Linked DNA regions of Homo sapiens: region 2 is linked to region 1. A link is a contact called in ENCODE Hi-C data. All regions are on one chromosome and are shown on one strand. Each heading gives the region's core, a stretch centred on a gene start or an enhancer-like site at or near the end of the contact. The rest is flanking DNA. Distances are from core to core; before and after follow the strand shown. Region 1 holds the start of TFEC (transcription factor EC). Region 2 has its middle 66 kb from the start of TFEC.

Region 1 (5,060 bases), core at 1,882-4,381:
GTGAGTATTGATAGCTCTTTTGAGTTTTTCAAAAAGGGCACAAAGAAATGGAGTAACATCTGGTGGGAGAAGTAGGGTTCAGAGAAGATTATTTGTTTTCCTTTAGGTGGGAGAAAGAACACTTGCTTGTATTCTAAAAGGAATGATCTGGTTGAGTCAATGTTTGGCACTGTAGATTACAGGTGAGAGGAGGGCATTGCTAGGTGGTGGTCTTGGGTAGTGGGAGGGATGGGATCTGGTATAAATGGAGAGAGCTATTCTCTGCATAAGATGACATATAATTCATCTATGATAACAAATGGGAGTATTTGGGTACTGGTACAGGGAGTGGATAGACATGGAGGATGGAGAATGGCAGGAATAAAGAAATTGACAGAGGCAACTGAAAAAAGGAAGAAAATGGGTAAAACTCACATGGCATTTATTACATGCCTGGCATTATTTAAACAATTTACTTCTATTATTTATTTAATCCTCATACTAGCCCTGCTCTAGGTACTATTAGTTTCTCTGTTTTACAGTTGAGGAGACTGAGGCAAAGAGAAGTGAAGTATTTTAACCAAGGTGCCATAGCTAGAAAGAGGTAGAGCTGGGAGTTGAGACCAAATCAGTCTGACTCTTAACCAAATTCCTGCAGCCAAGCACTTTGACACATTTCTTCTTTGTGAGAAGAATTTCAGGCATAGAATGGCCAGAACTTGACCATTTAAATGCGAGGAGTGAGGATACATCCTCAGAAACAAAGATTTTTTTTTTTTTTGATGAATCATGAGAAGATGTCTTGCCCTTTTCTTTGTCACGTGATTAATTAACTGAAATGCATCTTGCAGGGAGTCTGTAAACATCAATCAGGTAAAGACAGAAGGTAAGATTTAAATTATATCAGTTATTTATAAGATCTCCCTCATTCTTGTCATAAGGGAGCAGATAATTTGTGGTAAAATTATTTTGTGGCAAGTAGTATACTATACTAAAAGTTTGGTTTATAAACTATTTTTGAAATGAAAACTATATTTTATTAGAAACGACATGCATGATTTTTAAAAATTTTTAACTATTATTTTAAGTTCAGTGATACATGTGCAGGTTTGTTACATAGGTAAACTTGTGTCATGGGGGTTTGCTGTACAGATTATTTTGTCACCCAGATATTAAGCCTAGTGCCCATTAATTATTTTTCCTGATCCTCTCACTCCTCCAGCCTTCCACCCTCTGATAGGCCCCAGTGTGTGTTGTTCCCCTCTATGTGTCCTTGTGTTCTCATCATTTAGCTCCCACTTATAAGAGAGAAGATGCAATATTTGGTTTTCTGTTCCTGCATTAATTTCCTAAGGATAATGGCCTCCAGCTCCATCCATGTTCCTGCAAAGGACATGATCTCATTCTTTTTTATGACTGTATAGTATTCTGTGATGTATATGTACCACATTTTCTTTATCCAGTCTACCATTGATGGGCATTTAGGTTGATTCCATGTCTTTCCTCCGTGAATAGTGCTGCAGTGAACATACGTGTGCATGTGTCTTTATAATAGATTGATTTATATTCCTTTGGGCATATACCTAGTAATGGGATTGCCAGGTTGAATGGTATTTCTGGTTTTAGATAGAGGAATTGCCACACTTTATATAAAATATAGAAGCAATAGATAAAAATGTAAAAAAAGTAACTACCCGATTATGCCACCATTAAGAAATAACTGATATTAACAAATAGATGCTTATTCTTTCAGGTGTGAATATGTATCTATGTGCATGTTTCCAACTTTTGAAGCCCACATAGTAATACAGCTTTAAAATTTACCTTCTGAAGCTCGCAAATGTATTTCATACAAATACATTAAATATGTTAAACATGTTGTATCATACAAATGTATTAAACTCTAATTCAATCTAAAGTATTTTCTAATGAGTTAAAATCCCAAATATTTTCTTTTCTCACAATGTTTCTAATATCAATGTTGTTTATTTCTAATACTAACCTAAATAAATTGATTTTACACTTAATTATTTACTATTTCCATTCACCTTAGGAGATTTAGATGTATGATAAAACAACCAGAAAAGGTAAGGTGACTCAAAAATGTGCTATTGATAGTGACAGAACAATTTTTTTACTTAATAGCTTTGAAGTTCTTACAGAAGATATAGTGCTGAAATATTTTCATATAATCTCCACTTCTTGACAAACACAAATGTCAATTTAATTGCACAATTTTTAGATCACAAAGGCAAGAGAAATCTGAATGTAACCTTCACATTAAACTTCAGTAGCTTGCATAAATGCCTTGCTTTGCATATATTTTTTAAAATATAGGTAAGACAAGAAAGTCATGTAACTGTTACAAGAATGAATTCAGATTTTCACAGTGTGAATTACAGGGTGGGAACAAAGTTGTACCTTTCCATTTTAAGTTCCTGAGATACCTAACACATGAAATGAGACCTCTTTTATCACATTGGTAAAGGCATGAGTATCCTATATTCATGTCCCTTAAAAATACAAATGAAATTGGGATGTAAATAATAATTATAAGACAAAGAAATCTCATAAGCTGAACTGTGTATTTTTAATCTACATGGGAAGATAAAATATTCTTGGACAAGATAAAAATTATCCTGGGGTCACTTTAGGAGTAAAATCATATGTAAGAAAAATGTAATTATAGAAAATATGGAAAATGCAATGGCCTTAAAAACTCAAAATCTATTAATGCTCTAAAGAAATGTGCAATTCCTAAAATTGAAAAAAAAATGATGCAGGTCAATTTGTTGAAGAAATGTTCATTGTGAAACATAACATGTTGCAATAAATGTAGGATCTCAGTCCATTATGATAACAACCATGTACTGCTTGTGTATATTCTGGTAAGAATTGTTAATTATGGAGCCACAATGGGACCAACAAGAGCTTTTACTGTGGCCACAGTATTGTGGAGTAGTTTTCTAGGAGTGCTCTTTCTCAAATTAGTGGCATATTTCAGATAAAGAAAGGAAGTCGTCTTAACTTGAAACTGCTGTGTCATTTCTTCTTCCTTAACTGAAATTCCAACCAGGGTTCAGGAAATGCCCTAATGAGCCACTTCTCTTTTCTCTTTCCTCAACTAACTGGATTCCAACCAGCCCAAAGTATTCATTACTCACGGCTAGATCGTTTACTTTGGTTGTCCCTTCTGGCATGGTGCATATGTTATGGGAAGAGGGATTATAATTTGGTGCTGTTTGTAGAGATGACAACACTGATAAAATCCACTCATTGCTGGTAGGTAACTAAACCGGCAGGTTAATTTTCTGTACTTTAAACAAACTAGGAAGACAAACTAATCAATACTTGTTTTATTTTGATATGTGTGGCTTGCTTATAATTATAATTTCATCTTTTATGATAACTAGGTATCAGGATATCTGAGTAGTCAAGTTGTGATTTGCTATTATTTGGGGAAAATATGTCTGAAACTCTATTAATGTCTTATTTCAACCAAGATGTGGAAATCACTGTTTTAGTTCATGGTAACCAAAGTTATTTATTTTTCAAGTTTAATATTTTCAGATATTTACTAAATTGGAACATGATTTAACATTTTGTTGCCTCTTATATATGTTATTTTATGAGTAAATATTAATTTTTGTTTACATTTGAGCAATATCTATTTTATTGGCTTTAAAGGTAAGAAAATATGAGCTCTATTTATAGCAAAATAGTACCAGATAGTATATTAGCATATATTCTTATTCCAGGACTAAAAATTAATTCCTATTTTTATGTAGATGTGGATCTAAATAGCTTGTGTAGAAGATGTCAAGTATCCCAATGCAACAACCTTTTTTTGAGATGGAGTCTCACCCTGTCACCCAGGCTGGAGTGCAATGGCGTGATCTCTGCTCACTGCAACGTCTGCCTCCCGGGTTGAAGTGATTCTCCTGCCTCAGCCTTCCAAGTAGCTGGGATTACAGGCATGCGCCACCACACCTGGCTAATTTTTTTTTTTTGTATCTTTAGTAGAGACGCAGTTTCACCATGTTGGCCAGGCTTGTCTTGAACTCCTGACCTCATGATCTGCCTGCCTTGGCCTCCCAGCAATTACTTTTTTAAAGTAATAGTTTTCAATTGTAATAATCAAAAGAGTTGTAGTAGAAACTTTAAGATTAAGATACATATGAAGATATTTATACACATGTACATACATATATATATGCTGTATATATACATTTGCTTATATAAATTACAATAGATATAATTTCATATATATTTATATAAGTTATAACTCCATACTTTCAATATTGTCTTAGAATATTTCACTGGGAATATGCATTTTAAGGGAAGGAGAAACCTGAGGTAATTTCAAATTCATTTTGGATAGTTTATAAGAAACTTCATTTAACTATAAGAGTGTAAAATAACCTTCATGATTCTTTCGTATTCAGAAAGTGTGTCAGCACAGCAAAGTGAAATGGTACGCAGTTTATTATCAGCATTATTCGGACAATTCTGCTTCACTTCTATTTTAGATGAATCTGAGTGTAGCAGTGCACTTGCAAGTATCTTTTAAATTTATGTTAAATATTTTACTTTTGGATGGAAGCTACTTTAAGTAGGCTAAACTTTAAGATCTCCTTTTAAGAAGTTTTTTTAAACTTTTTTTTTTAGCTCTAAAACAAATGGAATACATATAATTTTCATGTCTATTTCCTTGGTTTGGGTTATTATTACTTTTTTTTTAAGTTTTCAATTTTATTCCAAAACAGTAGAATAGTTCAATGTAGTACATTTTGTTGAACTGAAACTTGGAGCTCATGTCAAAAATGAAACAAGCTGAAAAATGTTTCTTAAAAGTCAGTTTAATTTTAACGACTGCGGCATAAGGTTTGTTGTAAGTTCTAGATAGCCCAAAATAATTACAAGACATTTAAATAAGGTACAAATTTGTAGCATAGTGAAATTTTCAGAAATACTACTAACTTATATAGTGGAAGTAAAAATAGTTTTGAAAACAGTGGTTTGAATAGTCAGAAAGGAGAAATAAGGAAAGAAGAAACTGAAAGAAACAAAATATTCTTACA
Region 2 (5,060 bases), core at 889-3,388, 67 kb before region 1:
CATTCTGCATCTTGTTGGGTGAGTGTCCTGGAGATTGATATTTTAAGACAGCTTCACTCAAAAGTCTTGTTTGAGACTGACTGATGACTGTTGGCTGAGCCGTGTGTCTCTAGCAGTATGGTTTGGCTTCTTCATATGTGGATCTAAAAGCAAGAAGAAAGGGGACTGGTCGTAATGTGGAAGTTATTTTAAACTTCTACTTGTATGTTGTCCCTTCAGCCAAATCATCATGGCTAACTCTAGAGTCGCCGTGGGAGAAGACTGCATAATGGAGTGGATAGAGGGAGGTGTGATTCATTGGGTACCCTAACTGTAAAAATCTACCACATATTGCTATTCAGGATTACCAGTTAGCAGAACCTTACTTTCCTAATTATTTAACATGGTGCAGTCATTACTAGAATCTTGTGCTAAATCCTGTAAATCTGCAAGAGAAGAGAACTGTGTAGAAAATGTAAAGATCAGTGAAACGAATTCCTTACTTGATCAGTTTTTCTCTCTACATATTTTTGATACCGATTCTTTGTAGGACATGTGGTTTGCCAATATTTATTCCCTATCTATCTTTTCATCCTTTTAACAAGATCTTTCACAGAGAAAAACATTTTAATTTTGATAAAGTCCAATTTAATGAATATTTATTTTATGGATTGTGCTTTTGGTATCATGTAAGAACTCTTTTTATACATTGCTAGATTCAATTTGCCAGTATTTTGCTGAAGACTTTTGCTTCTAAATCTATGAAAGATATTGATCTGTAATTTTCTTTTCCTTCCTTCCTTCCTTCCTTCCTTCCTTCCTTCCTTCCTTCCTTCCTTCCTTCCTTTTCTTCCTCTCTCTTTCTTTCTTCTTTTCCTTCTTGCTTTTGTTTTTGTCTGGTTTTGGTATCAAGGTGATGCTGATCTCATAACATAAGTTGGGAAGTATTCATTTAAATGATATTTTCTGAAAGAGATTCTGTGTAATTGGTGCCAATTCTTAGTTAATGTTTGGTCATCTGGGCCTAAAGATTAATTTATTGTTTTCAAATTTAAGATCAGTTACTTTAACAGTTATAGGGTATTAAAATCGCTAACTAAAATTGTGGATTTGTCTATTTTTCTTTCAGTTCTCTCAGTTTTCCTTCTATATATGTTGATGAACTGTTGTTTGGTGCATGTACAGTAGGATGACTAGGTGTTCTTGGTGGATTCACCCTTTCACTATTATGTAATAGCCTTCTTTGTTTCTGCTTAAGTCTTTTTGCTCAGAAGTCTATTTTATGTGATACTAATACAGTTATTCTTGGTTGCGGCTGGGCGCAGTGGTTCACGCCGAGACCAGTCTAGGCAACACAGTGAAACCCCATCTCTACTAAAATAGAAAAATTAGCTGGGCGTGGTGGTGCACGCCTGTAGTCCTAGCTACTCGGGAGACTGAGGCAGGAGAATCGCTTGCACCCGGGAGAGGGAGGTTGCAGTGAGCCGAGATCGTGACACTGCACTCCAGCCTATGCAGCAGAGTGAGACTCCGTCTCAAAAAAAAGAAAAAAAAAGTTAATGTTTGCATAGTATATCTTTTTCTGTCCACTCAATTTGCTTATATTATCATGTTTTTAGCAAGTTTCTTATAATTTTGGTCATGTTTTTATCCACCTTGCTAATCTCTATCTTTTGATTGATATGTTTAGATCAGTTACAGTTAGTATAACTATTGATATGTGAAGAGTTAAGTCTGTCAGTTTATGTATTTATTGTTTGTTCACTCACTCTGTTTCTCATTCTTTGATTTCCCTTTTCTGTCCTTACTGTAGATAATTTAAACATTTTTCAGAGTTTCATTTTGATTTATTTACACTATTTCTGAGTCCATATCATTGGATAGTTTTGTTTTGTTTTGTTTTTTAGTGGTTGCTCTGGGTATTACAGCACAATAATCTTCCTTTATTCACAGTTTTGTTTGTGCTGTTTTCGGTTATCCATGGTTAACCGTGGTTTAAAAATATCAAATACAAAATTCCAGAAATAAACAATTCACAGGTTTGAATTGTGCTCCATTCTGAGGAGTGTGATGAGATCACACACCTTCCTTCTCTGTCCCCTGTGGAATATGAATCATCCCTTTGTCCTGCATCGCCACACTATAAAAGCTACTTCCTGTTAGTCACTTAGTAGCCATTTTCGTTATCAGATTAACTTTTGCTGTCTCACACTGCTTGTGTCCAAGTCACCCTTATTTTACTTAATAATGGCCCAAAAATGCAAGAATATTGATGTTGGCATATTGTTATAATTGTTCTATTTTATTATGTTGTTGTTAATATCTGACTGAAGCTAATTTGTAAATTAAAATTTATCATAGACATGTCTATATAGGAGAAAACATAGTAAATGTAGAGTTCAGTACTAATGCAGTTTCAGGCAGCTACTGGGGGTCTTAGAACATATCCTCCCATGGATAAAGGGGGACTACTGTATACATATGTCTACTGTCACGGTCTACATACTTCATAGTCTCCTGTATTGACATTTTACCACTTTGCGTAAAGTATAGAAAATTGATTTATATTCAGATTCTTTTATCCTGCCCACTTTCTTTTTTCTTTCTTTCTTTCTTTTTTTTTTTTGAAACAGAGTGTCGCTCTGTCGCCAGGCTGGAGTGTAGTGGTGCAATCTCAGCTCACTGCAACCTCCGACTCCCTGGTTCGAGCGATTCTCCTGCCTCAGCCTCCCGAGTAGCTGGGATTACAGGCATGCGGCACCACGCTCAGCTAATTTTTGTATTTTTAGTAGAGATGGGGTTTCACCATGATGGCCAGGATGTTCTCGATTTCCTGACTTCGTGATCTGCCCTCTTCGGCCTCCCAAAGTGCTGGGATTACAGGCGTGAGCCACAGCGCCCAGCCTATCTTGCCCACTTTCTATTTATAATATTAGTTTGTCTAAATACTTTGAGCACACATCAGAAGGCATTGTAATATTTGCTTAAATCATCAAACATGACTTTACAAGCTCATGAAAAAAGAACTGTCAAAACTCAAGAATAAGAAAACAACCCAGTTTAAAATGCACAAAATATCGGGACAGATACTTTACAAAAGAAGATATACAAGTGGAAAAAAAAAACGCATAGTAAGAGGACTCTCAGTATCATATGTCATGGAGAAGTTGCAAATTAATATGACAGTGAGATTCTACTATACACATATTAGAATGGCTAAAATCCAAAACAATGAAAATACCACATATTGTCAAGGATCCACCTGCTCCAACCTTCCTTTTTTCTTTTGTTTTATTTTTGGAGAGAGAAATACAGTTTAATTTCGTCACCAAATGAAAACGACATTAAGGACAGATTATGCTCATTTAAAATATGAGACTATTTGACAAGTATGAAGGTAATAGCAATACAAAAGTGAAGCAACAGTCAGAGATTTTATAAAGAAACCACCCTTAAAATTTTATATCTCAGGAAGGCAAGACAAGTAGTTATAGGGGTGTGTGTGTTTATGTGTGTGTGTGGAGCGGGGAGTGTTGATGTTGGCTGAGCCCATAAGACAGTAGAAATCTTAGTCAAAGTATCTGGGAAAAAGTCCTGTAAGAGTTGTTGAAGAAGAAGGATTTAGTCAATAAAGGGAAATACAAAGTTATATTTAAGACGTATTAAGTTCAAGATTACAATGGAAAAGTGGTAGTAAGTAGTTAGTACTGGATTTGGATTAGACTTTAGAAGAGGAAACACATCTAATGCACAGATGTGGCAGTTAGTTGCAAAGGCAACAGATGAAGCCAAGACAAAGAAGGATAATAAGCAAAGGATAGAATCTTGGAATACACTCATGATTAGGAGGGAAGAGAGGAAGGGTTGAGAGTAGTGGATGAGAAAAAAAGTAGTGTGATATGATAGAGGGCAAAGCAAGAGATATTCAAGAAAGAGAGCTCCTCCAGATGCAGTAGAAAAAAAAATAAAAGGAAACGTAGAATCCCTAAAGGTCATTGAACTGAGGTGATCATAGCTGACCTTTGAAAGTGTCATAGTTTCAAAAAGATTTGGGAACAGAAGCCAGATTACAACATATTAATGAGTGAGTTCAAAATATAAAAGGCTACTTTGGTAGTAAAAGGAGGAAAGGGGAACTGACGATAGTTTCAGGGTACATCACAGTAAAGTCTTAGTGATAGGACCATAGTCTACAGCATTTGTATTAGTCACATATATTGGATATTGCATATGAAGCTTTGGGGTTTGGATATGTGTGTATGTATATGTGTATGTGTGTATGTATATGTGTATGTGTGTATGTGTCCACACATGCATGCTAGCACATTTGCTACAATGTCACCTTTTCACTCATGCATGCCTGTACCCCTAAACACACACACTTTTGTTTTGTTTTTGCAATTAGTATAGTTGCATAACTAGAAGTGCTTTATGTTTTCAATAAAACAGAAAAACTTTATGAAAAAAATAGGATTTAAGGTGAGTTAAGGCAAAAAAGTTTTGAAAATTCAGTGGTTTTATGGCCAAATATTAGACTACATTCTGAAAAGGTCAAACCATGAAAGGGATATTAAGTAAGCAGCCCTGTATTATAAATTTTGTAAATCTTGGATACCATTTTAATGATGCTTTTGCAAGTGGGTATTACGCTTGTTAATTAAAGTTGAAAAAATAACCAACAACATCCTCATTATTAGTATCTATAAGTAGCAGTTCATCTGCTGAATATCCCAGGCATATATATTTAAAGCACAATGTGTTATATAAAATCAGTGATTGTAAGTTTAATTAACATCGAATGAGACTTAGCAATTTAACTTCAATTTACAGCATAAAGGTTACCTGTGCTGAGCTCATTCCATAATACTGGTGCTATTATAACATTGAACAATAAATTGACCACTGAATAAGAAATAAGAACAAAGAAAAGCCATTTGTAAGTTGGACCATCTGTAAGACTACTATATCTCAATGTACTCTGTTTTTTTTGTTGTTGTTTTTTGTTTGTTTGTTTTTATTTTGTTTTGTTTTGTTTGAAACGGAGTCTTTCTCTGTCACCCAGGCGGGAGTGCAGTGGCTCA

What was found. Hi-C counts contacts between places; a loop is a spot of excess contacts on that map. Pooled maps may share reads with other maps.
Region 2: a loop to region 1 is called in a map of endothelial cell of umbilical vein, with 4 times the contacts of the local background. The contact joins the enhancer-like site here to the promoter of TFEC in region 1. A Hi-C loop is called at or near these places in 3 of 168 maps with a recorded cell type or tissue (CD14-positive monocyte, DLD1 and endothelial cell of umbilical vein), 1 of 37 single-sample maps with no recorded cell type and 1 of 50 pooled maps.

What each region holds. Positions count from the first base shown.
Region 1 is chr7:116,028,834-116,033,893 of GRCh38, reverse strand. TFEC (transcription factor EC) reads left to right here and starts at 3,131. Exons shown (of 8, transcript NM_012252.4): 1 at 3,131-3,261.
Region 2 is chr7:116,094,634-116,099,693 of GRCh38, reverse strand. It overlaps a transcript of TFEC not described here. Among named protein-coding and RNA genes, the nearest start is that of TFEC, 66 kb to the right of the region's middle. RefSeq lists an enhancer at 1,965-2,259. Within about 2 kb of position 2,138, at least 4 of the 41 ENCODE cell types and tissues checked have a DNase peak (open chromatin) inside an H3K27ac peak, as active enhancers do; they include endothelial cell of umbilical vein, where a contact is called at or near this core.